2 separate regions of the Mus musculus genome follow, and region 2 is linked to region 1. A link is a loop called in an ENCODE intact Hi-C map of the cell type or tissue named here. Cell type or tissue: heart. All regions are shown on one strand. Links, peaks and the distances in the headings refer to the core of each region. The heading gives the core; the rest is flanking DNA.

What was found. A loop is a pair of places that touch in the nucleus more often than their neighbours do. Peaks named below come from ENCODE experiments on the same cell type or tissue, not always from the same donor. Only the 100,000 strongest peaks of a DNase experiment are listed, where the experiment ranks them.
Region 2: it touches region 1 in a loop (2.4-fold over the local background); 3 of 42 quality-filtered maps call a loop at or near these places.

The regions. Positions count from the first base shown.
Region 1 is chr17:62,646,545-62,662,237 of GRCm38, forward strand. Efna5 (ephrin A5) reads right to left here. Exons shown (of 5, transcript NM_207654.2): 2 at 4,298-4,590. Among named protein-coding and RNA genes, the nearest start is that of Gm52303, 120 kb to the right of the region's middle. In heart, for the core only: a CTCF peak has its summit at 8,594 (motif pointing left); no DNase peak of the experiment used is centred there; H3K4me3 peaks cover 551 bases.
Region 2 is chr17:62,777,089-62,792,781 of GRCm38, forward strand. All of the region lies in intron 1 of Efna5 (ephrin A5), which reads right to left. It overlaps Gm52303 (a long non-coding RNA gene), which reads left to right and starts at 1,154. Exons shown (of 2, transcript XR_003952355.1): 1 at 1,154-7,254. Gm46583 (a long non-coding RNA gene) reads right to left here and starts at 13,545. Exons shown (of 2, transcript XR_001782160.2): 1 at 11,644-13,545; 2 at 3,441-11,548. In heart, for the core only: a CTCF peak has its summit at 7,041 (motif pointing left); DNase peaks (open chromatin) are centred at 6,113 and 7,073; H3K4me3 peaks cover 958 bases; H3K27ac peaks cover 1,678 bases.

The sequences.
Region 1 (15,693 bases), core at 4,803-12,802:
AGCACTATTTACTCCTAGTTATTGAACATGTTCTCCATGACAAACAATATAATGCATGCCACAGGGCAGAAACAGCTATGAACAATAAATCATAAATATTTAATGTCAGGAGTGATGAGTGCCTGAGGAAAATAATTGCACAAGACAGTAAGAAGGTAGAGAATGATAAAGAAAGTGTTACATTTATATTTTGAATTTAGCCTTTCTGATAAAGACATTCCTCAACACATCTCTAAAAGAAATGAGGAAAAAGGACATGTAAGAAAGAAGGGGACACTGGGGTGTCCAAACCTCAGCACTGGGTATGCTGCCTAGCCACACAGATTAGGGTGGAGGACAGAGAGGCTGCTGCAGGGAGATCAGAGAGGATGGGCATGGGAAAAGGAAGCACACAGCCATGGAGCTCCGGCGGGCGAGCTCAGATGTGCTAGGGTTGGGGGGCAGCAGTGCTGGGAGCAGTGGTCTCCCAAGGAGCCCACCACACTAGAGGAACAGAGACAGCAGTGTCACAGAGCAGGACCCCAGCACAGCTATCCACCCTGCGTGTTTTCTCATCTCCCCTTGGGTGTTGTTTCTTGATACCTACTAGGCGCCAGCGCTGGGCCATCGCACAGATGTTATCTCTGAGCTGAAGCGGCAGACCTCAGATAAAAATTAATAACATGAGGATATTAAAGTTCCAAGTGATTTCTGAGATCATTCATTTCAGCCACGTATTCTACAGATGTAGACTCGGAACTCCAGCGATATTAGATGATTTAGTCAAGTTCAAATAGCTCATTACAGCAACAGAAGGGCCAGGTAATCACTGTCTCCCCCCCCCCCCCAGCAAAAGGGTGCCTTCAAATCAGTATTTCTATGGACTTTGAAAAATAACTTAATGTCCTTATTTTAGTGATTTCTTTTATCTCATTTAGATATGAGAGCAGAAAAAGTTGGTCTAAACGTTTCTCTATAGGTTAATATTTGTGAGGAACATCTTTAAGGTATTTTTTTAATTTCTAAAATTTCTAGTTCCTCATTAAAAGTGTATCCTTTCAACATTCAGATTCAAAGTTGTGGTCTACTAAATATGTAACTTTTATAGCCACTGATGTCATGGGATGTATTAGGGCCATGGGCAAGGGGTTGACCACGCCTGGTATGAAGTCTATATGAATGACTTTAACCTTAGTTAGCTGAGTGGCAGTTCTGAGAATCTATTACTAATGATAGAAACGCAACTTGAGGATGTCAGTCAGAATCGGGAGCAGCCAAAATACACGACAACGACCTGCAGCTACTCCAACCTGCAGCTGCTCCCAGGTGAAAGAGCAATGGTAACAGAGAAGCGCTCACTCAGGATGAACAAAGGGGCTGGAACAGCTAAGGATACTTTGTCTCAGAGGTAAATCAGACACTTCATAGAAGACAGAGTCAACAGTTACAGTTTGCAAAGAAATTATAAAGAAAAAAAAAGTTCTTGTCTAAATGAAGAGGATATTCATAAGAACTCTCTGGTTTGTATCCTGTCTGAGTCTTGGTACCTGTGCTATGAAATGCCTACCTAACCTAAAGGGAGACAGACACTAGGCTGTCAGTCTTCCTGTTCCTGGATCTGCAGAAGTGAGATGAGGTGAGGAACCCCAAGACTCTGCCCCTTGTCCTCACAACTTTCTATAATTTCGACTATTAGGCAGTTTAGCTTGTTTCTGAGATGGGCGTTAAGAAGTGTGAAAAGAAGAAAAAAAAAAGCCATTTCCCAATCACTCTGCTCTTCCCACACATCTGAGGAGAAAGGCGATTCAACTGAGGGCCAATTCTCCCCCAAGAATCCTGTGCTTTAATTATGAGCAGAGCCCATGAAACACGCTAAGAGACACATCACACTAGCTCCTCCGTTGGTCTCAGCAGTGAGAGACAGGGTAGGCTTTCACCATGGGGTAGACAGGGAGGGATGCTATTGTGGATTGAAAACATGGTTGAAAATTCCATTTAATTGAACACCAGGCCACTGTGCTTCTTGGAAATGAACATCAATTCTTCGCTGCTTAATTTTGTGCTATTTTACCTTTCATTTAAAAAAAAAAAGTAATTTAAGTTAAACTCAGCCGAACAGCAAAAAAGCTCTTGATATTTTGAAGCATTTTGGAACAATTACTTTGACAGGAGCCCTTGACAGTTAAATGACTCTGTTAAATGAATGTTATAGAAGACACATAATGATCTTTAGCGAAATATTGAATTTAACCACAAATGAGGAGAACCTAGTCGTAAGCATACAGTGTCTGTGAATACTGTCTTGCTTATGAACCTCAGTGGATTCTAAAACTTCTAATAATCATGCAATCATCCAGTTATCGGGTGAGTGTGCCCCATCTTGGTGTTCTCTCTTTATTTTCGGCTTCTGCTTTTGTTGGTTTTTAAGTCCAAAAACTCAATAAGATATTGGTTCTGAAAATAACTCCCCCTTGTAGCACAGCATCTCGCAGTGGGAGAATTAATGAAATTGAAGCTGTCCTGCCACTGAACGCCTTCTCGTTCCTTTCCCTCCTTTGCTGAATAGGATTCTTTCAGAAAGGGGGATCTCAGAGAGGCTGGGAAAATCAGGGGTCAGTGGATGCCAGGGTTTCCTGCGTCTGCAAGACTCAATTTTCCTCCTCTTATTTTTATGGACTTAATGTGAGATGGTATCAAGGCTTTTTACGTGTTTTCTCATGACTAACAACTGAAGTATGTACCGGAATAATAAAACTGGTACTGTTCAATTTCCTTTTTAAATTCAACCCTAATATAAGAGAGAGAGAGAGAGAGAGAGAGAGAGAGAGAGGTGGCGACGGCAAAATCCGACTTGCTATAAAAATTCTGTTTTCTGAAGACGGAGGGGAGCTAGAAACCTCAGTGGATCTGAACCGTGTGGGTGGAGACATTTGGATGGAAGAACTGAGTCAGAGAAACAGGAATGTTCTCTATCTTGTTTGTCTGGCGAGCTGATGTAGAAGGATGCCAAGCATTTAGAGTGGTATCAGGTGGATTTCCACACAGACAGAGCAACAACACTTGCCGATTCCTGAGGCCGGTTAAACCTCAGGTCTTCCTGAGTCCCTGCTGGCCCTTCTAGTCATTTTTACCTGAATTGCCTCTTCACAAGTCTGCCCCTTACTAAAAAAAAAAAAAAAAAAAAAAAAAAAAAAAAACAGGAAGTGTCTCCATCTCACACACACACCCATTTCAGAGCCAATATGAGCAGTTCCATAAATGTGCCGTAAACAAACAAGTTTTCATGTCCAATAGTGAACTACATGGGGAAGGCTAAACTATTAAATACATTCGATACTAAAAAGGTCCAGCTATGCCTACTGTAGGTCTACCATGGGCCAAGAGGCCTAACAGTTGGTATCATCTAGAACTCTGTTACTCAATGTGTGGTCCATGGGCCAGCAACATGAACACTTCCTGAGAAGTTTATGCACGCCTAATCTGAAGTTCTACTTCAGACCTCAGACCGGTTCACATCTGTATGACAACCAGTCCCCCAGGTATCTCATGCAGAGTGAAGTCTGAGCAGCATTCAGGACTAATTCATGCCAGTGTCACATCTGAAAGAGTAAGACTGCTTGGGATGGAGAATAAACCAGGCCTTGGCACTGTGATTAATGCGGTCTGGTCTGCTGAGACCATTTAGAGCGCTCTCGGGACAGTCACACAATGCTCACAGGTGAGAGACCAGTTCCCCTGGAACTCCTCCTAGATACTTCTTCACACTTGCCTGTCTAAAGACACAGCTGCTCCTAATCACTGTCTGCTCTCCTTGGTGCAAAGCAAGTATTTATCGTCAGCATGCTGACATTTGCAGGAGCTAGGCCTTTCTCCACTTAAACTGTGCCTGGCTGAAAGAAAGGATGTTGCTGACACCTGAATAAGAAAGCAATGACTCCAAGTTATGTAAATTTAATTATTTCCTTCAGTTTTTTTTTATTTCCAGGAATCTTTTTTTTTTCCCCTTTCTCCAAGATTTAAAAAAAGAAAAATAGTCCTGGCAATTTTCATTTAAAAGAAATAAATGTCGGCAGTGGTTCACTGCACAGGCTGACACGGGGTTTCATAGAGGAAGAGGTGCCGTTGCTTTAATCTAATTTGGGCTCTCAATTCCCAGCTAATGTATCTAGGGATCATGATGTATGTGTTCACAAGGAGACATCTGTAACACAGAGTCCAGCTGTGCAATTCTCCAAAACACAGGTTTAAAAAAAAGAAGAAGAAATCAGTCAAGAGTTTTGCAGCTGCCCCACAACGTAATAAATCTCCAGGTACTCACAGATGTAGAAATACTCTCGGCCTGGCCTGAATTCAAATCCTAAAGAAAAGGGAGTGAAGAGCTGGAATTTTTCCGAGAACTTCAGCGGTCCGTTTGGGGAGTGAGGCCGGTTACATTCCCATCTCTTGAACCCTTTGGACGTGTGGTCGCAGGCACTGTACCCATCAAAATTCACCATGTACAGGACGTAGCGCTCAGTCTTGTCTTCTGGGACAGAGTCCTCATAGTGAGGGCAGAAAACATCCAGGTAGTCATTGATACAGACATCAATGTGGTAGTCACCCCTCTGGAATCTGTTGGAAACAGAAGGAAAGAACACGGTAATTCATACCGGGAGGTGTTTCTGCTCGGAATCTACACTTGTATCCTTCAATAACTTTGGAGATCAAACATTTTGTATGAAAAGTCTTCACTGAACGCTTAGGATTTATAGCCTGATTTGAAACATTTTACATACATACATACATACACACACACACACACACACACACACACACACACATCACCCCTGCGAGTACCAAATCCCGCTTCAGTTTAACTTTATAAAACTATGGCTTCTCTGTTTTAATTAATGACTTCTTCCAAACAGCTGAAATGTATTTCACAGGACATACTGAAGTGGGAATCAGGAATCATATGGGTAAATCTTTCTCAGCCTAAAGTCATGGCGGCAGGAAAGCATACAAAAAAAAAAAAAAAAAAAAAAAAAAAAAAGCTTTTGTTTTTAGCTCCTGAGGAAATTCTTCCCTAAGCCCTCAGAAAGGTTCACCATAAAACTGTGTTCCTGCTGAAATACAACACTCATAAAGTGCCATAATCTTCATGCCGGACAGTCAGTCTCACATGAACACTTCCCAGTGATGATGAGCGGGTCAATTCCATTTTTGGACATCTCTAAATGTTAGAAACTTTCTTCCTGTATTGAGCATAAATCTGCTTCTGTGTAATTCCTACCCACTGATCCGACTTCTGCTGCCTGGAGTTACAAAGGGCGAATCTAATTCTTCTTCTGCAAGGTAGTCTATAAAACATTCCGAGATGTCAGCAGTCTCTGGATTCTCCTTTCGCTTTCCCCACACGTGAAAATCCTCGTCCCTTTGGTTATCTCTGGGATGATTCCCAGACTCCTTCTCATTCCAGGATCCTCCCACGCCCCCCAGTTTCCCAATGAGTTCTTAAAATGTAGGACCCACTCATGAGACTTTCAGCACTTAGGAACTAATGTTCAACCTGGGAGAAATAAGACTACTTTTCTCCTCAATGCTAAATACTCTCTGACAAAGATTCCCTTTGGAGAGACAGCATTGTTTAAAGGGGAAAGTGATGGTTCTACTCATTGAGTGGGCAGAACTGGCTTTAAGACTCGGATCTGATGACGTCATACATCATCCAGAGCCTCAGTTTCCCAATGAATAAGATAGGATAACAATGAGAATCTGTCCTGCTGGCCTCCCAAGGACCCTCAAGTCTCAGAGGAGGAGGAGGAGGAGGAGGAGGAGGAGGAGGAGGAGGCATAGGAAGAAAACCCTGAGGTTTCATCAGAGGATCTGCATTTCAATGAGAATCCTCTCTCGTGGGCCACTTCTTGCAAAGAGAGCCATACGCCATACGTGTTTATTTCTTTGTGTTTAGAATGCTCGCGCATTTCCCTCTTCTTCATTACTGGTGGACAATGATTTGTCAAGACACAAGGGAAGACTTGCTTTTAAAAGATTTCTGAACATCAAGGTAACATCACTGCTTAAGTACAAAGAAAAGACATTGCAGTGTTCAGATAAAAGGTGCTGGGCTATGAATCATCACCACTCAAGAGTAGCCTGACAGCATTGGACGAACGCCAGACAAGAACTGCAGCAGAAGGCGATGCCCAGATGCACTTTATACTATTATATTATTATTACAGATTTTAAAGACATTCAAGGGGGAAGTTTTTTTTCCTCTCCCTAAGTGTCATTCATGCTAGCTTGACTAGCATGTGAAAGTGCTTAAATTGAAAATGAAAACTGTAGCTACCTGGGCACACCCTGTTATTCCTTTATTCTGTAATTCTGTTATTCTACAATTAAAAACCACGTTGTCACGTTGTTGTTATTATTATTATTACTATTATTATTTCAGGCTCAGTTCATCTTTTCCATCTTTGTCCCTGTCCATGTTACTAGAATCTTAAGGAAGCAAAACTATGGAACTGAAAACCCACTCCACACTGGGTTGACTGGTATTCCCTTCAGGGGATAGTGTGCTTTTATGTGAGATGCTTACATTACTGAGGGTTCTATTTTAAACATGTGATTCTTCTACAGACTAATATTCCTACTCTCCGATCAATATCCGAAGACAATAATCTATCATAGTCAATTCACACTTCTGCTTCAGTTCCTTGCTTGTCTGTCTTTTCAGACAAGGGTGTTAGGTGGCTGAGGCTATGCTAGAATCTGCTCTGTTGCCAAGAATGGCCTTGAACTCCTAAACCTCTTGTGTCTGCCTCCTGCGTGATAGGATTATAGGCTTGTCTGTCTGGTTACAAATCTTTCATTTGCACAAGTTTGTCTACTACTGCATGTCAAAGAATAAGATGTGCGTGTGTGTGTGTATACACAAACAATTACTAACTGAAATACATGAAAGTTATTGTATAATGTGCTCAAGTATAAAAGAGAAAGACAGCATGAGATATCCTTATTTTATACCAAGCCCTCCCGATTGGATACAAAGTGGTCATGGCTTTCTCACTGGGAAGAAACTCACGAGCATGACTTAACACTGAGCACTCTCTGTGTGACATTCATTATTTCAGTTAACATTCATCACAGCACCACAGGATCCCCACTGTTGTTATATCCATTCAAAGGCAAAGAAACGGAGTTTAGGGAATCACATGACATACCCAATTTCCTAGCTAGTAAAAGGTAGAGGGGAAAGTGACCTGGGAGCTAGCATTTCCTAAGAGATTAAATTGCTAACGCCATGTCCATAGGTCTGCTTCACAGTCCCTAGAGAGACAATTCTTGTTGGGGTTCCAGTCCTCTTTTCCATTCACTGACATAACAAGCATTTGCTGTCCTCGAGATTTGCGTGTGTTCTACATCTATGAGATACATATACTATGAAATACTCAAAACAACTAGAATGAGTAGTTAGAACATGTTTACATTAACAATCAGGGGCAACATCCAGAGAGGACATTATCCTCTTAGCTTCATGTTTCACAGTATATAGGTAGTGGGGCTAAAATCAGAACCCAAGTCATACATGTTCTGAAGCATCTTTGTAACCACGAGGGCCTCACAGTGGGACAGCTCCACAGTTACAGCAGCTTCCCTTCTTACAATGGCAGCCTCTTAGAAGTGTGGGTACCAGTTCACTTCACGGTGCTACCAATAGAAGTCAAGCCCTGCTTCTCCTCCCTGCCTACTCACTTGACTCCAAAATCCTAAGCCAGCAGCTGAGGGGAAGCCCTTAACTCCTGCACATTCTCGTCTTTCCCAGAAAGAAGCACTCTCAGGCCCAGCAGCCATTCACATAAAGGGATCTTTCTCCACCAGGAAACAGCTTTCCTGAGCTTGAGCTCACATCAAAGCAGAAATACACATCTAGAAAGATTCTAGAAAGACTTTGCATGCCAATATTTACAGATGCCCCGGGGCACCTAGCCACCTCGTTAACAGGTTAGCCAATGGTCTAGAACTTTCCCTGCAAATGTCTCCTCTTTTTTTTTTACTTCCTCTAATTTTACCACTGTGTCCCGCAGTGGCCTTTGAGATCCTTGTATCTGGTTAGGAACTATACTATCTGGCAGCCCACCCATAAGACCGCAGTCGTTCTTCTTCCACTAAATTATCTCCGGTTCATAGCACAGTAGCATGAACACTCAACAGACTTAGTAAGGAGATTTCATCTGCAGAAAACACCGTCGTAACTGTTCTCACAGTGTAAACATCTCAGGAGCCAGAAACATCTCACACATCTAGAAAGATGACCCCTGTTCCTCCCTGGGAGCAGGCTGTATTGTATGTTGTGTCGAACAACGTGGCAGCTCGTTGTTCTACACAACATACAATAATATTCTACAGCAGAGATATATTTCACACATCTAGCAAAATGGAGCAGTAGGTTGGTTGAGGATTGATGTCAGCTGTATCACAAAAGGTCCATTTCATTTGACTAAGAATAAGATTTGGAGCTGGAGAGATGGCTCAGCGGTTAAGAGCACTGACTGCTCTTCCAGAGGTCCTGAGTTCAATTCCCCGCAACCACATGGTAGCTCACAGATCCGATGCCCTCTACTGGTGTGTCTGAAGACAGCAACAGTGTAACTCATATAAATAAAATAAATAAATCTTTAAAAAAAAAGAATAAAATTCAGCACAAAATTTAAACCCCTTTAATCATCCCCAATACCCAGAGTAATTTATCAATTATAATAAATTATCAATTATATACTTGATGGAAGCTAGAGAAAATGGAAGCTACCCTACTGGTTAAAGGAAAGGCAAAGTGACCATGGAAGCAAGGAAGGAAGGAAGGGAGACCTGGGACGTACACCTCCAAATTCATTTGAGAGGATATGTCTCACAGAATTTGGCTGCTGACTTTTCAACACATGGCCAAATTTAATCCTGACCACCAATTTAAAGCCAGTGTTAATATCTCTTCCCTTAGCTAACCTGTGCAGTTAGAAGTCAATCATGACTTGAATCTCAAAACTCAAATCAAATGTAGACAAGACACAACGACTGTCCCTCCATTGAGTTCTCAATAATGTGCCCTCAAATGTGTACTGAGATATGAACTGGAGCATCATTGTATGGCACCAGTCAGCTTGAGGTATAGCATCTCTGTCCTATTGACCACTTTCTTTTCCACTCTGGGCCACTGAGTACTGCAACATCTAGTCCTTGAGATTTTGGGTTCTTTATCAGCGGAGTTCTTAACTTAACCCTGTCCTTTGGTGACTCTTTGTTAAAGCAAATAGATCTGGCGCAGCTGTCGTTTGTCAGTGGGCGCTGTTTCCTCACTGACCTTTCCTCCTCCTCGACCATATGCCCCGGTGTTGTGGATCTTGACAGATAAGAGAGAGCAAACAGAGACAAAAAAGAGGCAGGCAGCATCCTGGGCTCTAGGATACAGTGCTGCAGAGGCACAGTATCCCTCCAGCCCCATTCTCCTGTAGCATGCCCCGCTCGCTCTCGATCCATCCTCCTTTGCTGGAGCCCAAATGCATTTCATTTTAGTAGCTGGAAAAGGAAGGGGACGGTGCCTATTTAAAACATTCTAAATTGGCCTTTAGCATATGTTGCTGGCACAGCAGAGAGCCTGCTTCCAGGGAAATACGTAGTGAGGTATTTTATCAGGCGGCTCCTGAGTGAAGTGGTTCCCCTCCCTAAGTACAGAAACGGCATCATTGAAATGAGACAGTGCCGTCAGAAGTTAGGGAGCTTCGGGGCACCCTTTTTCCCGCTTCGGGTAGTGTCTCAAAGAATTCCACAATGAAAATGTTATCTCTCTCCAATCGGATGGCTGACGACTACATTTTAGATGTATTTTAACATGTCAGGAGGTGATTCCTATTTGAAGAGGACTGCGCTGTCACTTCCTTAATTACGGGGCGACCTAATGGATTATGTTCTGGAACTGAGATGCAAAAGAAGGATATGATTTATGATCGAAGATTAAGCAAATTTATCAGCTCAGGGTTCCTCTCGAATTTTAAACCCAGTCTAGAGCAAGTACGTCTCTACAGCGGCTGCCTTTCAATTCCACTAGTTCTGATTTTAAAGTCTAACTACAGAATAAGATGTGTCTGTTAGCCAGAAGAATTTCTCATTCGTCCCAAAAGGACCTGATGGGCCCCCACCCCCCCCCCCCCCGTCAGAGACGCAAGCTTCTGTGTTTTACTGTGCTTCTGTGCAATGGGCAGAGCAGCAGTCCTGTTGCATAACATGCCTCCCCCTGGCTCCTTCTGCTCTTTCTCGGGGCGCAGAATGCAAGCCTTATGGTCCCTACCCTAAATCTGAAGATGTTCTTTTTTCTTTTTTCCTGCAGAGGTTAAAGCATGAAATATAAACAGCAAGTGAAACTTGGCACAGATAAATGGCGGTGGTGGCAGCACCGAGGGCTGAACAAATATTTGTTTTGCTAATTTTAAACTTTCCCCCTCTCTTCTGGGCTAAAACGGGGGACTCTTTGGGGTGTGTTGGTAATCCACTTTCACACCAGGTTCTCAGCGTTTGACCTGTAGATAGTTTCAGCACAACCAGATGGGTTGAAGCTGATGATGACCGTAGTAATGGACAGCACTGGGCTGTGTCCCTCTTTCACGCTCAGCAATGTACCAGCATCAACTCCCAATTCTTCTGAGAGAAGTGGTGACTCACAAAGCAGAGGAAAAACTTGCTTCCATGCGCATCTCAGGGATATGCAAGTCCTCCTTACTCTTTTGCAGATGACATTCAGTCCAGAGTAAGCTGCATATATATGCGCTACATGTGCTAACAGCTTCTGCTACATCGTATACCTTTTCATCCCATGACGTGTAAGGTGCTGATGAAATATTTGCTTTCCAGATTTAAGGGCTGTGTTGATCCATTCATGAAAATGCCAAACAGAATCCACTGATGTGCATGCTTTGTTAGTGAGGAGCTCTGTGGCATGGCCACTCTCATTAATTGTTGGTAATATTAATAAGATACAATATTCCTGGCCGGATACTAAGAATCCATCAGCATTGCAATACACTAACTTGTGACTTTGGATTTTCTCTCTCAGTGCTATGTGTGTGCGTTTTAAAGTCCCATGTCTGATATCAGTTACCCATACCAAATGGTAGGTATGAATCTTAAACAGCTCTAGTTTGTGGCTAGTCTAATATTAGGCACATTAGTCTGAAATTTAAAAAAAGAAAAATTATATTCCCGGTGACCAGCACCTGCTTCAGACATAAGACACACAAAATGTTCTCTGTTCCCGAGTTTTAACTCATTTGGAGTTTTGTTTTATTAGCTTGACAGAGGAGCTCCAAAGGAAACAAAGCATTAAATGGGCAAGACCTAAACAAGACTCTTCTCTAGGAAGGGACCGGGTATTTTGGGTGACAGTCTAATTGCTTTTAAGCCCCGAGTGAAGCCTGAGGCAGGGAGCCAGAGTATGTCAATGTCAGCGGGGCCAAGTCAGCCTGTTAACCAAGCAGAGCCCTAACAGGGCGGACACATCACAGATCATGTCAAATAGTTTTCAAACGGGGATTTTGAAACAAAAATAAAGAATTAACATCTGGCACTCAGTGTGGTCTTAACGTGGGTCACGTTTACAATGCAGAATAGACTCTTTCTCACTCCATCTGCTGCCCAGGAGAGTCTCACAAAGCTGGGGAGCAGGCTCTAAGCCATCTGGAGTTTTAGGGCCTCTTAAGTACATGGGGCAGAATCCCTGATGCATATATACAGATTGACTAAGAGTAGGTCCAGAAAAAAAAATCACCAAGTAGCTTATACAGCCAAAGTCGGAGGAACAGACTGAATGACTTGGTTAGCATCATGGTACGTGGGAGTCTGTCAGACCAATAAACCACCCACCAAGCTGCTCACTTCTAAGCATGCCACTCTATCCGCTGTGGGATGGTAGTCTCTGGCACAATTCTAGGCCACTCTTCGTTCCCTCTTCTTTTGTCACCAACTCAAGGAGAGCGTTGTGGAAAATAGTGATTTGATGCTTTTTAACTACTTGATAAATGTTAAGTGAGATACCTGAGCTGATGGTAACTTTGTGAAAGTTATCTTCTCAGCCCTAGAACACTCTGGTTTCCAATAACTGAATTCTCCAGGGTCTATGTGGAATTGGCCTATATGAATTCATGTGGAATTGGTCTATATGAATTCATGGCTAAGCAAGCAAGACATAACAGGCAGGAAGAAAGGAAAACTATCTACGTTTTAGGCCTATTTTTTACTTTGACCCATATCAGCCAAAAGGGAACGTGCGTGCCAAGGAGTGACAATAGTAATATCAGCTCATAGAGAACTTCAGTTTGTAGAACACAGGTCCATGTCTTCACTAGGCGAGATGGTGTGCAAGAGGTGGCGAGGTTCGTGGACCACTTAAGACCTTTGAGTAGCTGCATAAAAATCTGACTAGGAATCAGGTTAAGAAGGGAAAGGAGACAAAATTTGGAATGTCAAGAAATTAGATGTTCACTGTCGTCATAAAAAGTATTGAATCCATCCAAAGGAAATGGGTAGGTTTGGGGGCGGGGGGGAGGCTGGGTGTGCCTATCAGTCTTTTATCCACCCATCTCCTTGATGCTGCAGCATCTATTGTCAGTAACCCCAACCACTGGCTGAGTATCTACACTTTGATGGGTGCCCAAAGGAGGGAAACTTTAGCTGAAAACAAGGTGATTTGTAAAGCATGTAATGATCTTCTGGATCCTGTGTGTGTGTGTGTGTGTGTGTGTGTGTGTGTGTGTGTGTGTGTGTGTATACACACCTCATACCAATAAACTCTTCTAGAAATTTCATACAGGGACTATATATATATATATATATATATGCACACATATATAAAAAAAAGGTCAAGATCATGAAACCAAATAACGGCAGACTGCAAAAGAGAAAATGATAATCAGGACTGTTGTTCAAGCAACGCTAGAAAATTATGCCTAGCCGAGGAGGCAACTTAAGCACCTAAGGCAGAATGAAAGTTTCTCTCTTGTCATTAAGTCCTCTATTCAATTACCATTTATCGGGGTAATTAAACACTGGAAAGTGATGCCAAGCTAATTGTTAGATTATGATAATTACATGTCTTTGCTATGCTACAGCTGATCAAAATAAGATGTGGTCCCGCGCTCTTAGCCGAGGCTGCTCTGTAATCGGCAGACTTTTGTACAGCACTGGGCCGTTTATTACTAATTCATTACAAATCAGGCAGAGAAGCTTATTATTTGTAATGTTGTCCCCCCCCCCCAAGTCTCCTGGAACAAGACTCCCAAAAGGTTAAGCACAAACTGCTGCCTCTCATTGGCCCATTTCCATCCCAATTACACAGCTGAGCGGCACTGGGTGCCTCTATTTGAGAGGGTTCAGCAGTCTGCTTCACAAAACCCTGCAGCCGCCTCTCACACTGGCAGGAACACCCAAGACTCCTTTCAGCCTCTGCCAACCACTGTTCTCTTCTGAGTTGTGTCCCCGGCAACCAGAAGCTGGCAATCCAGAGGATCTTTGGGTCTGGAGGCTCCTGTCTGCTCAGGTCAGGACCGAGGTTGGCAGGGTTTCGGTGCAGAGAGATGTGGAGAACAGAAGCTGCCTGGCATCCAGGCTCTCCGAGGCTTAACCGAGAGTGAGGAGAGGAAATCGAATCTCTCCAGCATCCTACCAGTCACCACCAGGCAGTGACTCCGATCTCTGGGACTGTGGGCCAGAATTAATCCATTGTCCTTAGTCTCCACCAGGACACAATGCTGGAGGTTTAGAAACATCTCCTTCTACACCTCCCCCAGCAATCTAGGCCATTGCCTTGAAGGCCGGCAGGTAAACAGGCACCCCCCAGTTTTTATCTTGGGATTTCTTAAGCTCTTCCCTAAAACTATCGCCACCAGAGCATGCTGTCTGTAAAACAAGCAGCAGTTTGAAGTGTATCAACCTGTTACAAAGCACCCATCGTGGTCTGCAGTCCACTTAAGACACAGGGTTTTTTTTTTCCCCTTCCATATTTGCTATATTATACACTTAATGTATCTCCATGCCTAGATGACTTACATTGATGGTCTAAACCTCTACATGAATGTATTTGAGACAGGGTCTTTATGAGAATAATTAAGTTAAAGGCGTTGTAAAGGCAGAGCCCTTATCCAATAGAATTAATACCCTTTTAACAGGGAGTATCAGATGGCTCCTCTGTTGGTCATGGGAAGATTCCTTGAGAAGGGAGCTGATCATAAGCCATTTAGATATCCCTAACCAACCCTGCTGGGTCTTGATATCAGACCTTCTGCCTCCAGAAAATAAATGTTACTTTATTACTTAACTTGTCAAATCTATTGTAGTTTGTAACAGTAGCCTGGGTAATACTGGGTCTTAAACATAAAAGAAAGTAGAGTGGTTACAAATTATAATGCTATCGGTGACTATAAGAAGAAATAATGGGTAGTAAGTTGATGGATGCAATAAAGAATGACCGAAAATGCTTAGGGAAGAGGGGACTGAGAGGAAAGGGAAGAGGGTAGCCTTAAACCACTGTTGGCACACACAATAGCACCCTGCATACAGAGCTGCCTAAAAATCTATGAGCTGTTCCAGACACAGAAGACCCTCTATTTTCCTAAACAAGGATAGTTTCACCTCTGAATTTAACTTACAGAACTACAAAAGCGACTGTGCTGTCACCCAGCAACCTTGCTGTCCTAAGGTTTCAGCTGAGCTTTCTCTTAGAGACAGACCGAATGGAGGTGTTATAGAAAAGTCACTACTCCATTTTCTCCTCCTTGACCCTGCAAATTAAAATAGAATATGATAGCACCCTTCAAAATTTATAGTAAATGTGTCTTAGCAACACAACAAACCACAAGGTACTTCTTAATATCAGAACATAGGAAATTACCATTTAATGTACATGTTGGCAGATAGCCTGTGGCTTAAAACGGGGGAACAGAGTACTATAGGTCATCACATAAACGTGGGTTTGCACTATTATTATTATTTATTCCCTGAAGTTATTAAAAGGATATTCATTCATACAGCTGACTCCTATATTTACTTTTATAGCCTGGGCCACAGAACGCTATAAGCAAGAATAACCCAACATTTAAAATAAGAAACGGATTGCTCTATCCCAAGCAAATGTAAGGGGAGGTGAAGAGACAAACAGTTCATGATTTATTTCTGAGAAACAGCTCCAAGCACTTTGGGGAATCCTCATGTACTATAACAGCTCTCCCTACCTGAATCCCGTTTATCTCAGTGACTGAGGCTAGCTGGTGTTTTTCTCCAACTCTTCATTTTAATAAACACGACTTTCAAAGATACACTTTCAAAACTGTGGTTCAAAGCAATAGAATGTGACCTTCCTCTTGAACTCCCAGAAGTTTTGGAACAGCTTGCTACAAGCTTTGAATAAGCCACTTGTCCAGGCCCCCGAGTTTCAAAGGACATGAGATACAAGGTTGGTGAAATGACATGGTGATAACGGGCAGTCCATACCGGCTGACAAGTCAGCGCCAGGAGCTTCGAGAAGAAAGGGTCACAACTGGCTTTCCTCAGCACTCAGCTGGACAATCGCAGACCCCAAAACCCCACCACATGCACATTAACATTTTATTGCTACTCAACACATTCTTTCTTCTATGAGAGAGAAAACAAAACCAAACAAAAAAAAAGTGAGCTAGGGCCAGTCACAAACTG
Region 2 (15,693 bases), core at 2,742-10,741, 130 kb after region 1:
AAACAAAAAGGGAAATTTAAACCAGGAACACCTCCCACCCACCCACCCACCCCCCAAAAAAATTGAGCAGAGAGACCACAGAATGATATTTTTATGGAACTATCAATTTTATCAAGATAGAGTCAGGAAAATATGCATAGCTGTGCTATCTTTTCATATGCCAAGTATTCATTTTGTTTTATGTTTACATTAGGGTGTCTCTCATTTCATCTGTTTACGTTCAATAAATTATATTATATCAAACCCAGATTTGGAGTATCTCAGTCTAAATACTTGAGTGATTCCTGTTAATATTTTCATAGGACTTCAACTTTAGATTTTTTTTTTCATGTTTCTCTGCAAAATAACACCTAAGTGTACAAGTTTAATTCAAGTACATTGGTACGTCACTGAATTATGTGGCTGTCACTTGCACAGGAGATGGCTGCATCTGCTATATGCTTTATGCAAAGTTAGAAGGATGAATGTACTTTTATTCAGCTCAAAGATGTGCTACATACATTAATCAACCAGTAACTATTCTCTTTATTACACTCAGCATTGTTTTAAACCAAGAAATAAATGACCAAAAGGCTCTATAAATTAATAAACTAGCAGAGGAAACTAAATAAATAAGTAAGCAGATGATAGATAGGTAGGTAGGTAGGTAGGTAGGTAGGTAGATAGATAGATAGATAGATAGATAGATAGATAGATAGATAGATAGATAGACAGACAGACAGCTGAGTCAATCAAGTTTCAACTCTAAAAAGAAGAGGGTGGATTAAGAGCCAAATTTCCATGATGCTGCATAATTTTAACTTAACTGCTGTTTCACTCAGCTTCTCTGTAAACACTGCTTCGGAATACCCTTTTGTCCCGTGTACAGAACGTCTTTCCTATTGTCCTCCCGGGAAGGCTGGCAACAGGCTCTGCACTTTGACCTCCAACCCTGCCTCAGCAAGGGGCTCGCTGATATTCCCAGAAGTTTCTCTCAATGGAAGAAAACCATTGAAAAGAGAGCCCTCCTTTTAGGCTGGTGGTCCCTACTCCCACATTACTCTTGGCCCCCTCTAAGTGGTGGCATGCAGGTCTGGTCAAGCCCAACAACTCCAGGGCCTTCACAAGCCACTATTTTTCATGTCTATTTGATAGGTCTTTTCCTTGCTATTCAAAGCAGCTTTCAGAGTCATGTTTGTGTGTGAGGGCTCTCTATTATGGCCTCATATTTGATTAATTTGCAGCATTCATGTGTCTAATTCTCTATACACAAAGGGGATGAACTAGTTTGGACTCCATCGACAGGACAGTTCTGCCAGGAAAGTTCAAACAGAAGGCAAATGGCTGCCGGTGGAGATGGTTCCCAGCTTGCTGAGAAAAGCTTAGAAACACGGTCAAGAGTCCAGCTTAAAACAAAACCAAACGCTGCTATTGCTGCCAGTGGCTTTGTTGATGATATTTTAAAGCACGTAGGCAACCAGAATGCTGTGTCCCTTGTCAACGCGTACATACATCTTCACAAGAAGGGGTGTCTGAGAGGACCACAGCTGCAGACATTGCACACACACACACACACACACACAAAGAGGTTCCTGGCTTTCTTTTAGGTCCTCAGTCAACTTTTATCAACTGGGGGGGGGGGGGGGCGGGGGGGGCGGGGAAGCAAGAGACAACAAACATTGTCTGCAGCATCATTTGGGTTTTACACTTTAGCCCATTTCAGGTATTGTTTGTGAAAGTGTGAAAGTATCAGAGAGCAGAATAAGGTTCTCCTTTCTTATTACTTACTAAACGCTTTCAAATCTGCCTCTAAACACAACTTATCATCATCCCTTCAGTTGCTCCCGACTACGGAGCCCTCCAGAAGCGAGCGACAGCAAGAGCAAAGTGGGCAGCAGCCTCCTTCCTGGTTCCCGTGGTCATTTGAAATGTAAAAGTTAATATTACTTTTTAATCCAGAAAAAACAAAAAAACAAAAACAAAAAAAAGCCTATCTAATGTCCCTCCCACTCTTACAAAGTGTTTCAAAGAGCTTGAGTCTGCGGACAAATTATTTGCAGGAAGCAGAAGAGAACGGCTCATCCTCCCATCGTCCGAGTCGCCCTGCATTCCATGTGTGCTTTAATAAAAGGCAGGATTCTGCTCGTCCCATGATGTCACTCGTACTCTGTATTTAAAAGTCCCCAAAGGCCAAGTTACACTTCCTTTTTCTGGAGCCAAAGGTGAAATAAATCTTTACAATGTAGAGGAGGGGGGGAAATGTGTATGAGTTCTTCCAGAATATATGAGGGAGTCTGCAAGGAATCAGGTGAAGAACCAACAACTTGGTTTTCAGTTTTTCTGATTTACTTCAATGACCTTGGGGTTTCCCCTCCTGATAGAACTAGGGGGGAGGGAGAGGGGGTGAGCCAAGGTGTGTTATTCCATGGGCTCTCACATTTGATTTTGTACTCTGGGAAGGTAAGAAATGATGGCACCAGGCACATGAGCATTTGCGACAAGATACACACAGACTCAGCACTTGGGCTGTGATCCCTGAAACCAAGCTGTCTGCGGCTCCGAGAAAGAGCAGCCATCACTCACAGGGTTCTGGTGACATGACATTCTGCTTTCCTAAGAGCAATGTGGTTACTAACCTGAAACTATCAATAGCCAGGTACAGAAAAGGAAATCCAGGTACAGATGATCCGTTTGTCATTTTTAGGGTACTCTAAAAAATGGTGGTGGAGGGTGGGGGTGGCACGTGACTTGGGGTAAAAGTACGTCTCCAGCATATAGGGTGTGTATGTGTGTGTGTGTGTGTGTGTGTGTGAGTCTGTGTGTGTGAGTGTGTGTGTGTATGTGTGGAGTATGTGTGTGTGAGTGTGTGAAATATGTGTGTGAGTGCATGTGTGTGCATGAGTGTGTCTGTGAATGTATGTGTGAATGTGTGTGCATGAGTGTGTATAGAGTATGTGTGTGTATGTGTGAAGTATGTGTGTGAGTGCGTGTGAGTGCATGTGTATGTGTGTGTGGAGTATGTGTACGTGTGTGTGGAGTATGTGCATAAGTGTGTGAGTGCATGTGTGGGAGTGTGTGCATGAGTGTATGTATGTGAGTGTGTGTGCATAAGTGTGTGTGAGAGGGTGAATGCGTTTTAATTGGGAAGCCATGGGGGGTGGGGGGCAAGGTAAAGATTATGAGGAAAAAGTAAAACACTAAAGAGAGCCAGGGAGAGCGGTTTAACACAGCACTGTATTAACACCTAAGTGATAAAATTGTAAAAGAACAAACCCATAAGGACAGAAGGAAGCCACAGAGGCCACCAGCTCCAGTCTCAGGTATGCCTGAGACATGCAGTGACTTCTCTCAGGGCTCCTTGGAGCTGTCAGGTCAGCAGATACAGAAGCCCCTCTCAGCACAGCTAGACATGGACCAGGAGATGATGGGGAGAATTGTTCGATGTAAAAGAGTCAAGCAGCAACATGAATAAGCCTGAATTTATTAGAGGTCCGAGTCTGTGTGAGGCTGAAATCAGCTACTTCCGAAGTAGGTAAAATTCAACCATACAGGCTTGGAGCCTAGTGAAGAAATGGTATACTTACACAGCAAGTTCAAGAACCTGGGCTCAACCTGCAGCACCACAAATAACAAGCAAGCAAACGCACACGCAAGTAAACAAATTGAGTGTATCTTAGATGTAAAGCCCTTCACTTTTATAAAATTAGTATAAGCCCTCTGTGTTCTTATAAATCCACCTGTTTCTAGACATGTCAAGACAAAAGAGGATGTCATAAAAATTGCTAGTTCTCCCACAATTCCCTGCAGCCTACTGACCTAGTCCTTTCTCTAAGCTTAAGCATGAGCACATGTGCGTGTGCACACACACACACACACACACACACACACACACACGCACACACACACACTCATAAAGCATGCCACTGTGTTTCGTGCCAGCATGAGGGTGGTACATATGTACCTTTAAGTCTCTGCTCATCCACTTAATGCCAGTCTGGGCCCAAGTGCACATATAAGTCAGAGCTCCGACTGCTCACAGCCAAAGCCAACTCCATTGAAGTTAACAGAAATGACATTTCCTTTAAGAACTTCTCATAAAAACCTCCTGGCAAATTAGACAGCAGCTGTCGTGAACACAAGACGACAGCCACAAGAGCCAGGGGTCCTGTCCTTGAGGGCAGAAGTGGGGCCAGGGCCAAGAGTTTTGTGCTTCTTCTCTAAGCACAGACATTAGTGCGGTTAGGACGGACTGCAGACCTACACAGACCTACACAGACCTGCAACAGACTGCAGGCAACCTGGCTGCGGAGCTTCCTACACTTGAGATGAACCCCTTCCCTCCCCTTCTCTTCTCTCCCCACCCCCTTACTTCCTCTTCTTGCAGGTGGCTTTTTAGAAGGCTCCTCTTACTATTATTATTTTTTTTTTTTTTTTTTTTTTTTTGGTTTTTCGAGACAGTGTTTCTCTGTGTAGCCCTGGCTGTCCTGGAACTCACTCTGTAGACCAAGGCTGGCCTTGAACTCAGAAATCTGCCTGCCTCTGCCTCTGCCTCTGCCTCTGCCTCTGCCTCTGCCTCTGCCTCTGCCTCTGCCTCTGCCTCTGCCTCTGCCTCTGCCTCTGCCTCTGCCTCCCAAGTGTTGGGATTAAAGGCATGTGGAGGTTCCTCTAAAAACACAGGGGCCACCACAGAAATGGCAGCTACAGTCTGAAACCCACACTGTGAAACAATTACACACTACTGTTTTTCAAATAAAAGACGTGATGGTAAACTTATTCATATAAAAGACTGTAGATATTTTCTTTTTAAAAAAATATAATATTCCACGAAACAGTCTTTGAGTAAAGGGCACTGAACTATTAAATTCTACCCCAACCAAATATATTCCAACTTTTATTTCAAGTTCAAAAGAGGAGAAGGATAGGCTAGAACTATCTGGATTCTTTCTATAACTTCTAAATTTTGACACAGTGTGTGTAAGGCATATTTCAAAGATGTTGTATCTGTTTAACACAAGTTCAGAGCAGAGGCCCAGCTCCTGGTAGGGGAGAGAAACTCTTCCTGTATTTTTGAGAAGACCCAAAACTGAAGGACCTCTAATTTCTAGTAATTATCCTGGTACCTTACAGCCCATGATTACAGATATAACCATGCCCTGAGCTGCCCTCCAGTTTGTTCTAAACTCAGTGCTTGTAATTAGTCTTGATTAATACTCCACATTTCATATCAACAGAAACAGTGAATCCAAAAGACCCTGTGTTTTCCTGCCTCATGGAGTCCCGCTGCTGTACATGTTCTGTGCCTTCATCAAGGGAACCTGCTGAGCAAATGGGATCGGACAAAGCCTTGGCACCCACCTGGCCTAACTATTCCCGGGGAAGCAGCAAGGCCTTTCCTGTAACCATCTTAATCCCTTATATCAACTAATTAATACACAGAGAAAGCTTTTACTTGTGTGTGAGCAATTATACCAAGTTCCTGGTCAGTGTCCAAATGGATTCACAATATAACTCATGAACAATGAGGCTTAGGGAAAGACATCATCTAAAGATGACTTCTAAAATGAAGAAGAGCTTGAGAAGCAGGCATTAAATGACTCTGTTAGTAGCAGGGTGCCGGGACAGAAAATAAATGCCATTCTTTTTTTTTTTTTTTTTTAGTAAACTAATTCTGAGGCCTTATTTTGCACATGTGTGACTACCTTAACCAGGCCATTTACATGAGCAAACTAGAACCAACAGATAAAGGAGTTGTGACTCTCTCTTTAGATAGCTGAAATGGTTAAAGACTTGCAAGGGGCTGAAAAGCAAGAAAACGTCATGTCCTCAAATAACTGCCAACTACTAAACATCTGAACAAACTCACTGCGCACAGACTCCTGAAAGCTACCCGAGACTCAATGAGTTCACCTTGCTGCCTCGGCGCTAAGTACCTGCTCTCAAGGTCCTTGTGTTCTTTCCCTTTTAGAATGTGTAACAGGAAGCAGTGATTTGCGAATCACGGCTGCCTGAGGACTAGCTGAAAACTGGAGCCAGCCTCAGAGGATGGGGAGCAGAGGAGGGCTCAGAGCCTGAAGCAGAGTACAGCATCCCCTGCTGCAGGTTCTGCCCTCCACCTCACCTCAGCCAGAGTGGCAGTCGTTCTAGTGTCAGGGCAGCTCGTCCTCCAGCAGAGCAGAGGGCACAGGATCCTAGTGGCTCGGGCAGTCGAGAAAAGGCTCTCCCGATAAAGCATTAGATTGTGGTAACAGGCCCTGGTGTGCACTGGGAACTCTTCCTGTGCAGACGTCTGGCTGTCTGGCTGGGTGGGAGGACTTTATCCAATAAAGGTCCAGCACCAAGTTCATGGAAGCCAAGCTTTTAAGAAACAAAATGCTTCCTCTAGTCACCACCCTGATAGACTGTCATCTACCACACATTCACACTCATGTATTTGTGTGTGTGCGTGCTGTTTAGACTGTCAGAATTACTGTACTGAGTCACCCTTAGGAATCAGACACTGTCCTCCCAGCTAGAAGAATCGCCCACCCCTGGAATTTTCAGGATCTTTTCCCACCTTTCCCAGTGTATACCCACTGGCAGGAACCAAAGAGCTATCACCCTGACAAGAGAAAACAAGCTGTGGGCCACTCTAAGGAAACAGGTTTTTCCTTCCCTCGTAGAGACATTCTTTCTTGGTGAGCTCATGTAAAACAGCAAAATGCTCAGTGAACATACTTGGTCCCATTCCCTGCAGGTGACTGTGCCCTTCAGCTTGACCTGTGATATAGAAAGAGAGAAAAAAAACCACTCTCCAGTTTCTAAGTAAAAGGTGACCATTTGGCAGCTAAGGTGATGGAAGCTGGAAACAGTGATGTGGAAGAACTTGTCAGACAGGTGTGGCCCGGGAGCTGGGAACACAAAGCAAAATGTTTCTGGGGGCCAATCTTGAGCCAAATTAATTTAAAAGGACAGGATAGCGACTGTGTGATGTTTGTGCTATGTTGGTATTGGGGGAAGAAAAAAAAAAAAAAAACTGTTCTTATCTGGCAAGGGCGCCCCCTGCTGGCCGCCACTCTGAACTCCGCCTCTTGGTCTCTCTCCAGAGAAGGCAGAATTGCTTGCACAGCACAGAGAATCCGGCAGGGTTAGATGGGCGAGTCCCTCGCAAAGCACACAAAAAGAGCAAAAGGTGCGGGTCACCGCCCCAACCACAATCTACCTCCGTCACGGTTCTCTGCAGTCAGATAAATTACAAGGCGGCTGGAAAGAATGACTACGCTGATTACTGCTTTGCAGGTGAGACGTTGGAAAGCCAGGGAGGAAAGAGGCCATTTTATGGGGCCCAGCCGCAGAAAGGATTCCTAAATTACACTCACATGTTTATAGCGCTTGACTATGGGACTAAATCTCCACTATCCTTCTAATGGCTCCGGTTTATTGTGACATTCTTAATAGTAATTACTTAAGGTCCCAAGCACATGACACAGCAGCCTAGGATTAAAACCCATTCGAACAGTAGACAGAACACCTTGCCAGCGAGTGACCTAAAATCAGCCTTGTGTTCCCACGCCATCCCCCACTTACCCCCTATTTCTTTGCGAGCTACTAGGTGCACAGACATTTTTTCATGAGCTGCTCTTCCAGTGTCTCCGCTTTCCCCTCTCACCTATTTTGTCCTATGTTTGGCCTCTTACAAAACCCTGCTAATGTTTCACAATATTGGCACACTACCCCCCCCCGTCGTCTCCCCCCCCCCAAAAAAAATTCCAGCAAAACACTTTGGGCAGAAAACACTTTGTAATCTGGGGCTCGTGTTTAAACTCGCTGTCGTCCATTGGAACTAGTTACTCAAGGAAAATTGCCACGGCGCTCAGCTGGTTCAGACTACCACAAAGAAAACCTGTTTGTGGAGGCACACGGGTCTCTGCACTCCTGACAGAAACGTCATACTTGAGCGTCTTTAGCTCGGAGTTATATGCCCTTAGTCTCCGAGAGTTCACCAGCTCAGGCTGAACTTGGCTTCCCCCTGGGACCTCAATCTCATGTCTGTTCCCAGCTCTCGACTTCAAACACGGGGGACAGGGATGCAAGGCATCTAGGCGTGAGCAGAGAAATATAATAGACAAAACAAACATGCTTCATCCCCTTTGGGTCACTGGGTCTGGTTTTCATTTTCTAGTTTACATACGAAACCAAGGGGTAAGAAGAAACGCCCATGGAATACAGGACCGGGGGTGGGGGGGGTGGGGGGGGGATCCCTTATTTCTGAATTTTAAAGACACTGCCATACATCGAAACGGGTTGTTTGCTCTTTATTGGATCCAGTTTGCTGAAATTTTTAGTTTTCAGTTCTTTGTGTTTCTTCTGCAAGTGGAAGACTACCCAAATGAAACAGTTTATAGTTATCCTTGTATGTGCTAGTTCGAAGAACGCTTGCTGACCGTCAGGTGTGTTTTTGTCCCCATGTCCGATGTGGGACAATATTTAATTCAAGAGTGTATTTTATTCACCTCTTGCCTTAGCTGGTCCTGTAGGCAGGCATCCCCAGGAATAGCTTGATGAGGGAAATGTTTACCTACCAAAAGCTGTGAGAATGACAATGTGGGCTGATTTTTATTTATAAGAGGGGGGAACTGAGCAATTTTACAATGAACCCGATCAATCTGTACCCGTTTGGGGAATAATTCTTCTCTGAATAGAGTTATCAAGACACCTGTAGTTTACCTGACCCTGTGTCTACAGGAAGCCAGAGGTTCTCATAATTATGTTCAAATGCAAAGAACTTTTACTGGTTACCACTTAGACAGTAGATGACCCCCATAAGACTTGGGATGACTTCAGTTGCTCCACGTGTCCAAAGGCTCCAAACTGCACATCCATGTTCACACATGCATTCTCTAGGAAAGCCAGAATCAGCCTCTCTTTATTTCAAATGTGGGGTAAGTACAGTGGCTATCAGCTGGACAAGCCGTGGAGAAGGTTATTCACCTCTGCAAACATCACAACAGTAAGCCATGTGCTAGCACAAGGGAAGTCCGCCATCTCTCAGGAAGCCAACCTTGTTCTGGTTTTTTTTTTTTTAAGCTACACTGTGTTACAATACTCTCATATTGTAACAATACTTAGAAACTATGTCAGCAAGAGGAGAGAGAGAGAGAGAGAGAGAGAGAGAGAGAGAGAGTATCAATAAATAAGCTCTGTCTGATACCCCTCAGATTAAACTCAATATGCCATTAATATGAAAAGAATTTGACAGTTTACATAAGGGATGTGACCTGGTGCCAACAACCTCTGGCTTCTTCATTCTCCAGATGGTAGCAGATTAGCAGGCAGCCTTTATTCTCCTAAGAAGATTTCCCCCCATGGAAAAGCTATAAAGACCAATTCTGTTCCAAACTTCAAGTCTCCTTCACAAATGTCTACCCAATTCTAGGCCTTAACTAATGCCTATTAAAAGAAGCCCTTGGGCTCAACGTTATGCAGTGTGGGGGGAAAACACTAAAGGCAAACTTAACTCTAATGCCTGCCTTTAAAAGATCTATTGACAGAAGCAGTAGGGAGAGTTTGAACTGATGTTAACTTAAAGAAAAAAAGCTGGTGAGATTCAATTGTGGATGTGAATGCTCGAGTGAGTTTGATCTTGACGGGGGCTTAAGATAAGGAGGATAAAAACCTAAGCCTACTTACACATTAAAAAATGCAGTCACACTACATTCACTACACACACCGCTCGCAATTTGTTTTATGCCCATCATCACTGAGGGCGTTGAAGGGCACCCTGTATCCCGGGGTACAAAGCCACAGCAGAGGGCAATTACTCCGCTAACATGAAGAACCATTTCCTGACATCACACAATGTCCCCCTTTACACTCGATCTTCCAGTGTAATGCAAAATAATATAATTGAACTTTTCTTTAGTTTTCTTCTGAAGGAAGAAACATAACAGGTGGATAATCAAAGAGATCTGAGAGATGAAAACCAGTTCTTAACATGAAGGAAAAAATAAAACATTCTTCCCATATCACACAGGACGGAATCTTTGAATAATTAGGGAAATAGCATATTGATAAACAGACTGACCCAAGCAGGTTAAGTGGATACCCTCCCTGATGCTTGGATTCCTCTGTGGCCACGGGGATACAGGGTATCCGCATGAAGGACCTCCTCTCTAAGAACCACGGGAACCCATTAAAAACATTGTTGCAGCACCAATTAGTACAGGGCTGCTTAGATATTCTTTGTTACTTCTTAATATGTCTACCAAACTCTTCACAGATGAAAATGGAAAATGGGGAGGCTTTGTCTGGAATTTCTTCTATTTTTTTCTTTGCTGACAAGATAGTCTGGACAGCTGATAATCCTGAAAGCTACAAAATAAACTACTGCAGAAACACCATGCACAGTAAAAACAAATCGGGCAGAATAAGGTCCCTCTTTCCAAGAAGTCTGCATCCATCCTCCCAGGAAATGAAAACTTTAGAAACTACTGCAGATACTAAGAGGGAAGAGATTACAGGTCCTTCTATCTGTTTAACAGAACGGGTTTCCATTAGCTTCTAAAATCACTTAGGTAAGAGAACATTAACATTTGCCAACAGCAAATATACTTTGAGGTCCCCAGAAATAAAAGTTTTTGTGGAAACCACAAAGGCCATAAAAAGGAGGGGAGAGGATTTATTTAATTTATTTTCTGCACACCACTTCATTTCCTAAAGGAGGAAATGCTGGACAAACAGTAATTTAATGGTCGTATAAAACACTCACCCAAGGATGCCATTAATGGTGACAGCCCAGATCTCATCTAGGCAAAGCACACAGTTCTCTAAACACATTGGCAGAGTTCAAAACTGAGTTCTTCCAAATGGCTATTTTCTTGTCTTGTAGTCTCACTACTGTGTACTCACAGAAATATCTCTTCCATTACCATTATCATAATTACTTTAAGCAAAAACACAAAAACAAAAACAAAAACAAAAAGTTACATGTGAAGGGACTGTACTCCAACCCAATAGCTGGGACCATCATGGCAATCAGATAACGAGTTTCAGAAACAGCTTAAGGAAATGAGCTAATAACATGACTGCCCACAAGCAGATTATCCCTGATTGCCACAAAGAACGCTATTAGGGGGCACCCTGTTTTCAAGTGATCATTTTTCCAGTCTGTTACAGAAAGGTTAATCTGCAGCCCTATTCGTAAAAATCAATTCTGAAACATGCTAAATAGAAAACAATTACATCTAAAAATTCCATCATCAGGAGCCACGTTGACATTTCTTTTCATTGTCTTAGAGAAAGAGTAATTCGAGTGCTTTTCCATAAACTGACCAATAAGAACAAAGGCTGGGTGGCACAACTCAACCAGTTTAATGTTGTCTACCTAGCATATCTGGAACAGGCTCGTGAGGGGGAAATAAAATGGCTGTTTAAAAAGACTAACAATTTTTAACTTCCAAATTCTTTCCGCCAGGGTGATGAGAGAACATAGCCAGAGAACTCCCCCAAATACCCTGAGCCTCCTCCTTCCAAACCCCAGGAAAACAGTTGCTGTTGTTAGGAAGGTAGGATAAAATCCTGTCCAACCTACATTCTGCCCAACGACTGCATGGCCCTCCCCCCTCCCCGCCCCACCCCTCCCCCGCCCCAGGGTTATCTCCATTCCAATACGCTAACACCTGTTCCAACCTGCCTACCTATCTGAGGCCCGGAGACTTTTGTCTAAAGAGTTAATATCTGCATTTTTTTTTTCATTCTTCATTTGAAAAGATCTAGCAGCCAATAGCACCAGACTTTCACCCTTGGCTGGCAGCAAGATCTGATTGTGATATGTAAATCAGAATACGTTTCACCTGCAAAATGACTAACATAAATGCAGATGAGAATTTCCCCCAGGGAGCTAGCCAAGGCACCCCCACCACCACCTGGGCGCTCTGAAACAAGTCTATTGTAAACACAAAACCCAAGCCTTGCTTGAGAAAGTAGCCTGGGAAAATGGGAATTTTACCATTCCCAAATGAAGACCGTATCCCAGCGGGGATGTTGTGCCTAGGAACATTTCATAGTTCCTAAGAAATCTAAATATCGGGTATTCCTGATGGAAGCCGAAGCAGAAGGAGGAGGATATACCCTTCCCTTCCTGGTATAGAAAGCGCGTGGAAACAGAGAAACTTAAGGATCCCCCATTCTAGCTGGATTACATCCAAGACCCACTTATCTGAGATAGAATTAGACCAAATGTCAAGAGGAAAGAATGGACGGGCTTACCCCCTTCGTGTTTCAGGAAGAGCTAGCCTTAGTATTTTGATGACATTTTAAGTATAAAAGGGTTTTATTGTAAACTTTGGACCCCTAGAAGGCCAGCTTCTAGAGAATTTTGAAAGGAGAGATTAGTTGGAAGAGCCTCGCTTTGGATTCCACCCTTCAATCACGTTAGACACAGGGCTTTAGCCACTTTCTTGCCCGAAAGTCAGACATGTGGTTCAAAAGTTTAATTATATCACCGGCTGCATCGGAAGCGCATTGTCTCTCATCCACAGGAGGGAGAAGCCCTTTTGCTGGAGTGCTGGGGTTCAGGCATCTCGGTGGAGGATTTCCACAAATTCTCAGGTTATGCCTGACAATTGCTATTTTTTTTTTCTCCCTTAACTGATCAAAGAACACAGCCTGGATCCTGATGAGATTCTAAAAGGTTTCTCTCAAATTCTAAACTTTTGGCCAGAGTCCTGCTCTCTCCCCAAACAGCTGAGCTGTTAATGGATTGAGTCTAAGCACAATCATATTGGCACTTTTTTACATAACTCCCTGGTTTTCAGCCAGCAGTCATTCCGTCATTCAGCTGACAGGAATTTACTGAATGCTTAGGTGTTGAGAAGATGCAAAAGAGAGCTGTTCCCAGAGAAGCACGCAATCTCAGCCAGGTAGAACTCAAGCTAATTAATCTAGTTATGAGCCCAATTAAACGAGTTATGCATGTAGACTAGGCCAAACTCCGAGAAGTCTGAGGTAACCGTGAGCTTCATTCTCAAAGTTGAGAAATATCTGCTACAATCAGTGTGAAGTTGTGGCTTGAAGCAGGGTACAAAGAACAGCGAAGCTACCCTGGATCCCAGCCAGATCCATGAGCTGACAAAAAACTTGCCTGTTCTAATCAGGAGGAAGCAAACATGCAGAGTATGTTTTCATGATGAATATGAGAGTCACAGGATATAAATAAATAAATAAATAAACAAACAAACAAGCTAAGCCAGAGCACTAAAGAGGAATGGTCATCCTTACACGCATAGCCACTGAGCTGACATCAAGGGTGACGTGAGGTTTGCTTGTCCTCACTACACACACTCACACCCATGGACATTTGATGGCTACATTCTTATGTCGGTGGAGAGAACCTAACACCAACTTCGTCCACAAAGGAAAAGTCCCTCTGAAACTGAAAAGGAGCCTTCGATGGTATAAGCTGACTTAGAAACACAGAAACCTCAACCTCACTACCCAGGGCTTAAACAACTTCTTCTAAATTCCAAAAGGAAAAAAAAAAATCAATAAAACGATGCTGGATTGTATCTGTCTTCCTTCCAACATGGTCATGAATATATATATATTCATGACCATATATATATATATATATATATATATATATATATATACACATAGGCACTGTGTGTGTGTGGTTGTGTGTATGGCTATGTGAGAGAAAGAGACAGAGACAGAGATATTGAGGGAGAGAGAGAGTGTGTGTGTGTGTGTGTGTATGTATATGTGTGTGTGTGTGTATGTGTGAGTGTGTGCCTGTGTGTGTGCCTGTGTGTGTTTTAAATGAACGGCCCACAACAGAAGTACAGATCAGACCCAACACTTTCTGTGTTCCTACTCTGCACCATGCACAAACCTGCTCTATTCTTTCCAACAACTCTGGATATTAAGTGCTAATTCTGTTCTCACTTTATATATGCGGGCACCGTGGTTAAAATTGCTTATGCAATCATAATAGTAAAGATTTTAGACATAACCACATCTAGATTGGAATTTTGGCTTCCCCATTATCCAACTATGTAATACTGAGCAAGATAAGACATCTGGAGACTGAGAGAATGAAGTAAGGTGTATACAGAGAGCTAGCATGCAATAGGAGAAATCGTGCCTCTTACTATAATTGTTACTGCTGTTTACGTGGCTGGAGGTGGGGACAGCATTCTATCCTATCTTCAGCCAAGCATGCTATCTTTAGACCTGCATGCTGTCTAAGAGGTTACAAGATTCCTAACAGCTATTTGAGTCTATCTTTCAAAAGAAAAGAAGGTAGGAAAAAGTTGTTCTTCATAAAACTGTACGATGTGCAGTAGAAAAAAAAAAATTGAAATCCACAGTGAGTGGAGCCATTGTTTGTCTTTCCCACCATCCCTATCCCCCGAAATCAGCAGTGGGACTCAGTAAGTTCAGTTCACTCAAACATGGTGAGTTGGCCGTTTAGTGAAAAACGCTTCATCCACATGAGGCTGTGCGCTTGGTTCGGTCCCAGCAGAACCTTCCGATGCACTAGGAGCCTTCCTACACGATACCTTAGTGGCCCGGGCTGCACAGCTGCACTTTGGCTCACCCTAGTCTATAGCACTTTCCGGACTTTGGAGGCTCCTGGTGTATACTCATGCACATAGATGAAGGTGACAACACCAATTTGGTTTTTGAAGGCACTTGTCAGGTATCCATAGTGAGGTGTGTATTTCAATTTAAGGAGCGTCTGTTCCGTAATTGATCTCTATTGCAAATTAAGAAACGTAATACTAGACATTAAATCTCTGACAGGACTGTGAGCATTATGAAGAATGCTCCATTTGGAGATAGTACTGATCAGATATTGAACTCCAACCCAGACTTGAAAAGTAAGGATACTTGCATGAGAACAGAGTTTTTATTTTATCAAACTATCCATTTTTCTTGCTACATACATTGCTCCATTGAAGAATTCTTCTCTAAAGTGATGACTTTAGGGTGAACAACTGTAAAACCATATAGGAGACAATACCCATACCGTTTCATTAGAGGTGGGGTGGGGGGGCAGAGGGGGGAACAAAGAAAAGATACACAGACAGACGGGGCAGGAAGAAGAGGGAGAGGGAGGGAGGGGGGAGAGAGAGAGAGAGAGAGAGAGAGAGAGAGAGAGAGAGAGAGAATCAGCTGCAACCACATGTAGGCAGACACATCCTGCTGGACCACTCTATCAGCTGAATCCTCACAAGTTTGGCTGTGTTGGTCAACACATTGTTCTCCAAATTGTTAGAACCTCTGAACTTAATTTACTGTGGTCTTAAAACAAACAAACAAACAAACAAACAAACAGACAGACAAAGAGCTTCAAGAATTCTCCATCTTGGCATTGAGTTAGTACATTGAGGAAAAAATTTACTATAAATCTGTAATTTGGATAAAACTAGAAAAGGAAAACCTTACAATATATGCATGTGTATAAAGTATGTAGTTGTAGCAAGACATCATTGCGAATTGAGCAATCCATGCTGTAAACAACACCGCCAGCCAACTTGTATAATTTAGATCTAGTTCTCTCCTCCCCAGCTAGCTCACTTGCCAAGACGCATTAATAACCTCCAGAAACATCCCATTTTTCACCTCGGAACAAATTCACCCAGGTTAAACCGTTTTATATATACGGTACTGAGAACAACAACAGAAATCATTTAAGCTGCGTCCTTCCACAACTGCTAAAGTTTCATTCCCCCG